2 separate regions of the Homo sapiens genome follow, and region 1 is linked to region 2. The links are chromatin loops, found by intact Hi-C in ENCODE. Cell type or tissue: sigmoid colon. All regions are shown on one strand. Links, peaks and the distances in the headings refer to the core of each region. The heading gives the core; the rest is flanking DNA.

The links. Hi-C counts contacts between places; a loop is a spot of excess contacts. Peaks named below come from ENCODE experiments on the same cell type or tissue, not always from the same donor. Only the 100,000 strongest peaks of a DNase experiment are listed, where the experiment ranks them.
Region 1: a loop joins it to region 2, with 2.0 times the contacts of the local background. A loop is called at or near these places in 2 of 110 quality-filtered maps.

Annotation. Positions count from the first base shown.
Region 1 is chr18:8,955,820-8,958,733 of GRCh38, reverse strand. No RefSeq gene overlaps it. Among named protein-coding and RNA genes, the nearest start is that of NDUFV2, 150 kb to the left of the region's middle. In sigmoid colon, for the core only: no CTCF peak of the experiment used is centred there; no DNase peak of the experiment used is centred there.
Region 2 is chr18:8,846,415-8,849,328 of GRCh38, reverse strand. No RefSeq gene overlaps it. Among named protein-coding and RNA genes, the nearest start is that of GACAT2, 140 kb to the right of the region's middle. In sigmoid colon, for the core only: no CTCF peak of the experiment used is centred there; a DNase peak (open chromatin) is centred at 1,278.

The DNA.
Region 1 (2,914 bases), core at 100-2,599, 110 kb before region 2:
TTACAATGAGAAACATCACTTGTAGCTGCCTGTGGTATATGGCAAACACTGTTGAAACAGAGCCACATATATGGATGGTCAAAATGCTTTCCTGTTTGTCACCCTGTCTGTCTCCATTTTTACCTAAGTTTGGAAGTAGGCAAGTGTCCACTTTGATCCCATTTCATCTGGGCAGTGGTAGAAGTAGCCTATAATTCATGCAGTAGGTTGTTTTGTCTGTATAGTGTCAAATAATTGATATCACTTGTTGTTGTTTTTAATTATTGAGTTGACTTCAGCAAACAGTAGTTTGGGTATCTCAAAACAGCTTGAATCTGACCAAAGAGAAAGAGTTACCGAAAAACAAAGAAATTTCATGTAGTGTATGAGGTTTTATCTTTGAGCAGGGAAGTTCTCAAGATTTCAAGGCAAAAGCACAGAAGAGTAGGTGTAGAAATGTCAGCAGTACCAAATTCTTATCCTCATTCTGACCCTGAAGCTCTTGGGTCTTCATGAGAGAAGTCTTTTCTTTTGTTGAGTCTCTTCTTTGCACAGGCAGTTGCTAGGAGGTCACTTTCTTCTGTCTCCTTTGCCCTCGAAAGGATGTTTTAGGAGGCCATGTCATGATGATCTGGTCCTCCTGAAGAACAGGTCAGGACAACATTAAATGATTTATTTGCTCCCTGAACCTGTGTTTGTTGCCTTCCAAGGCACTGGAAAACCAAAGACTGCCTTTCTGCTGCTCTGAGAAATTATTCTGTCTAGAATACTTGATCACACACCCAAACAGGTGCCAAATGGAAAATAGCATGCCAGATGTCAACCCAAGCAGCAGAAAGTTGGCCAGGACACTGTATCTCTGAATTTAAATGGTCTAAAACTTCACATTTATCCTGAATGGTCTTCTTATGCTGACTCTTTAGAGATCATAGAATCCTAGAGTGCTGAGCAAACAGATATCCTGCAGCTCATTGCATTCATCTTTCAGAAATCCAAACAGGTTAAATGATGTCTCCAGCAATTAATACCCAGTGGCAGATCCAGTTCTAGAAGAAACCTAGGGGAATCCAGGTGTTCTACCTGCAAACTGTGACCAAAAAAGTGATGTCTACTCATAATATACTTTGTGTTATTTCAGAGCCTAGGATGGCGACATTTCATTGCAGAAGCAATGACCCACTCCTAGTCAATTTCAGCAGATAACATGGAGACTTGAACAAGCTAAATCTGTTGCAGAAAAATAGATAGTATTTGTCAAGCACAGAAATGGGGGTGTTGAATATGCACTAAGTCAGACTCCAAATTTTTCACCCCAAACAGTTGGTTGAGAACACTCACATGTTTTATAGTCATGTATCCCAGAACTGTCTGTTACAGCAACACCTTTAGATTCCTCACAGGCCAGGTGTGGAGGCTCATGCCTGTAATCCCAGCACCTTGGGAGGCTGAGACAGGAGGATTGCTCCAGCCCAGGAGTTTGAGACCAACCTGGGTAACATAGCAAGACTCCCTCTCTACAAAAAATTTAAAAATTAGCCAAGCATGGTGGTGTTCACCTGCAGTCTCAGCTACTCAGGAGGTTGAGGTGGGAGGATCACTTGAGCCTGGGAGGTTGAGGCTGCAGTGAAGAGTGATCACACAAACAACAAAAACCACTCCTTGCCTATCTTTAAGAGATTAACTACATGAGCAGGCTTTCATGAGCAGTTGAATTTCTTCCCTGGATTCATTGTGAGCAAGCTCCTTGGAGTTTGGTGAGCCTTTTAACTGTAAACCAAAAAAAATAACTGAGGCAAGTCTCAATCATTTTTAGAGGTTTATTTTGCCAAGGTTGAAGACATGCCCGAGAGAAAAAAAAGGTACAGAAAACCACAGGAAACATCTGTGCTCCGTGATTTTTTCCCAAAGAGGGTCTGGGTACTTCAATATTCAAAGGGAAAAAGAGCAGGCAGTAGGTGAAAGAGGAAGGAGGAAAAGAAAGGGAAAGAGTAGATAAAAGAGGCAAACAGTTGCATTCCTTTGAGTCTTTTGATCAGTGAAGCCACTTTTTTCACGTGAAAGGAGGGAGGAGAGGAATAGTCAATTATGCATTTATCTTGTGCTCAGTTAATCTCCATTTTTACATAAGGTAAAATAAACATAGGAAGTAGAGGAAGCAGTTAGATATGCATTCCTCTCAGTTGAACAGAGGGATGATGGCTTTTAGTTCTTGGTTTTTGTTCTCTTTCTGTAGAAGATTAGCTTCTAATTTATTAATACATTGTAGGGTGAAATTCAACAGAACTGTCTTAGGGTAAAGATATTGGGGCTCACAAGAGATTTCCTTGTGAGGAAATTGTGAGGGAAGAATGTAGCCTTTTATCTTGTAGCTATCTATTTAGGAACAAAGTGGAAGGCAGGTTTGCCTGACCGAGTTCCCAGCTTAATGTTTCCCTTTGGCTTAGCGAGTTTGGGGTCCAGAGATTTTATTTTCCTTTCAGATGCCATAGGAAATGTAACAACTGTAGAAACGAGATTTCAGAGCTGGGCCTCTCAAGACCCATTTGACTACAAGGTCAGAGAGAGAATGCTGGTCCTCATAGGCCTGTCCTGAGTCGGCTCTGGACACCTGGAGGCCACAACTGCAAGAGTGAGGGTGAGGTCAGTGACCAGAAGGAAGGTGTCACTAGGGAAAGAGCATGGAACCCTCAATTCCAACAGTAACCCTCAATTCCAACTGTAACCCTTACCAGCCCTGTTATGAACTGGATGCTTGTGTCCTCTGGAAATTCATATCTTGAAATCCTAATCCCCAACGTGATGATCTTAGGAGGAGGATTTGGGGGTAAGTAGGTCATGAAGGTGGAGCCCTCACAAATGAGATTAACACCCTTGTAAGAAGAGACATGAGAACTTGCTCACTCTCAGCTCTTCACTTGTGAAAATGCAATGAGAA
Region 2 (2,914 bases), core at 266-2,765:
ACTGGACATATAGTCACATAATAACAGAGTACACTGGGAGACTGCACACACACAAGGTGGATGCACGGTGCGATGCAAGCTTCCTGGGGGTAATTTAGCAGCAGTGTATGATCAGAAGTTGGAAGGAAGGTAGTATTGTTGTTGGATTTGGGTTCTATGTAGAATCATATCATGACTGATAGGTTGGCACAAAAGGCCTGCATGAGCTGTACTCTTAACTCACTCTCTTACACTTCATTCGGGTAAGAAATAGCAAGTGGTATGAAATAGCATCACTCCTTGCCCTAGGAGATCTTGGTGTACAGTCCATGAACAGGAGCTGCCTTAGAAGGAGGAGGAGAAAGATTTCCCCTACCTGCTTCATGGAGGGTAGCCACCTGGCCCAGAGCTGTGACTCCCTCAGAGTTGGGGCTGGTCTGCTTGGGAAGGAAGTGTGGCTTTAGGGGTGGCAGGATTCCTGGGGGGCATCTTGTGTGGGTATAACTGTAACACCCAGCTGGAGGCTTACCAAGTAGCTCTTCCCTGTGGGAGCCATGAGTCTATTATCAGACAGAGCTTTCCAGAAAATATCTTCTCACAAGCCTTGCTGCTGTTATTTTATTACTCATACAAGCTTCCTCACTATAGCCTTCTTTCTTTCTCTGCAGAATCATCTCTTATTCTGAGCCAGGAGGATGCACTGGGGATCTCTTAATAACCAGTGCCCCGGAATGAACGAGAGAATGATGTGAATGGAGGATGGATGGATGGATGGATGCGAGGTTGGGGCTGGACAGAAAGATGACTGAATAAACGGGAAGAAATAGTAATAATAAGAGTGAAACTGAGAATTGAGGCAGAGACATTGAACATCTGTTTATCATCTTGCTTGGCTGGCAGGATAGGCGCTAGAGTTATCAGAGTCCAACAGTAGTTTCAAATACAGTTGGGATTTTATGCACATCCTACTCCAAGCCCTGCTCATTTATTATCCACTCATTGTAAACTCTTCATGATAGCCTTACCTGCACAATTAATAGAAGAATGGATATTGGAGGGTAGTGATGAGGATGGGAATGAAATATGTACATATCGTATTTCCTGGAAGACTTTGAGAAATGGGCTCATTCACACAGATCACCTATTTTTAACAAAATGTCACCTTACAGAAGCACACTGCTTGGCAAACATCAACATGTCAAGGCTCTTGGCCCTGGGCCGCTGCAGATACTGGCCATGCCTCTGTCCTCACATCACCCACAGCATCTGGTGCAAGAGCTCTGACTTAAACTAGTTTGTTTGCAACAGTGCATGTGCCAGCTTTTCAAATTGCACCACAAAAAATTCCTGTTAAGAGTCAATGCTTTAACAAATGCCTGGGCAGTTTTTCGGTGTGTGACAGGTCTGGTGACAAAGCCGTTAGCTCCGTGAAGCTGGGAACCTGGTCTCCTCTGGTTCCTGCAGTATGTCCAGCCCCTTGCAGAGCACCAAGCACAAGGTAGAGCTGAAATATCTGCCAAATGATTGCAGACAAGGGGCCACTGTGCAGGGGCTGGGATAGGATTTGTCTCTCCAGGACTAAGGGAGTTGTCTGTTTGTAAGGTCTCTGGGTATGAACCCTGGACATACCACCCATGGGGCTTAATCAGTCTTACTTGAAGATGATGACAGGACTTGAATGTCTCATCTACTCTGTGATGTCATTGCTGAGCTACCAGTAGAGTGGCTACGCCTTTCCCCAAGCCTCTCGGGCCTCTCCCTGCCTTGTCTAACATGCTCTTCTGAATGTATTTGCTTGGATATGTGTCTCCTTCTCTTGAGTGCAGGAACTAGGTTTTCTTTGACTTTGTGCCCAGAGTGTAGAAGAGTGGCCAGTCAGGGTGGGTACTCCTGAAATGTTTGCTGAGTGAATGAATACACGGATGTGAAACCTCTCTGCTACCTTTCACTGATGGTCCCCAAGTGGGGCATGGGTAGGGAACAATAGTAGTAATGATGCATTTCTGGAGATATTCAGAAGTGCTGCTGGGAGATTTCTGTATGGAATCAGGGCAGAGAGGCTGAGTCACGCAGAAGGAGCATGAGCTGGCTTGGCTACAAGCATGGGTTTTGGGTCTGATGGTCCAGGATCTGAATTGCTGGTTCCACTCTTACTCCCTATAAGTGACCTCACCTCTCTGAGTCTCCATTTCCTCATCTACAAGACGCTTAGGGGGAGAAAAAAGATGCTTAGGATTGTTGTATTATATGAGATAATACGTGGCACATGGTCAAGTGCTTAATAAGTAATTGTTATCATGTTTGTTTATTATTGATTAAAAGACTTAGACATATTTGGCCCAGCCAATAATTCTGGGGACTAAGTGGAGGCGGTTTACTGGAGGTAGAGGAGAGAGGTGACGTTTCTGACACCTCCTTTTCCTGTCTCCCCTTTCCCTTGAGTCTGGAATAGCTCAGGACCTGTTTTGATGTCTTCTGGAAGCCCCTCAAGGGGAATCTGAGGGGAGCAGGGCCCTCTGAGAGCCTCCCAGGGAGAGCAGTTAGTAGCTTCGTGAGCACCTTAGTGACAAGGAGAAGACCTAAGCAAGGGAGAGTTGTAGACAGGGCTGAGAAAGTGACTGAGTGTGAAAACGTGCTTCATTCAGGTCCCCAAGTCCTGAACAGTCAGGGAATGATGTGTATAACAGCACTTTGTGAAACCATCAGTTAGCATATGCACTGTAGTTATTAGCATTACAATGTGCTTATTATCACGTGTGTTTATGCTACGCAATGAGTCTTTCAGGTTATATGGCTTAGGCTATGTTCTTTACATTTTATAATTTTTTATTTTTATGTTTTACTTTTTCTTTCTTTCTTTAATTATTTTTTAGAGACAGGGTCTCTCTGTCACCCAGGCTGGAGTGCAGTGGCATGATCATAGCTCACTGCAGCC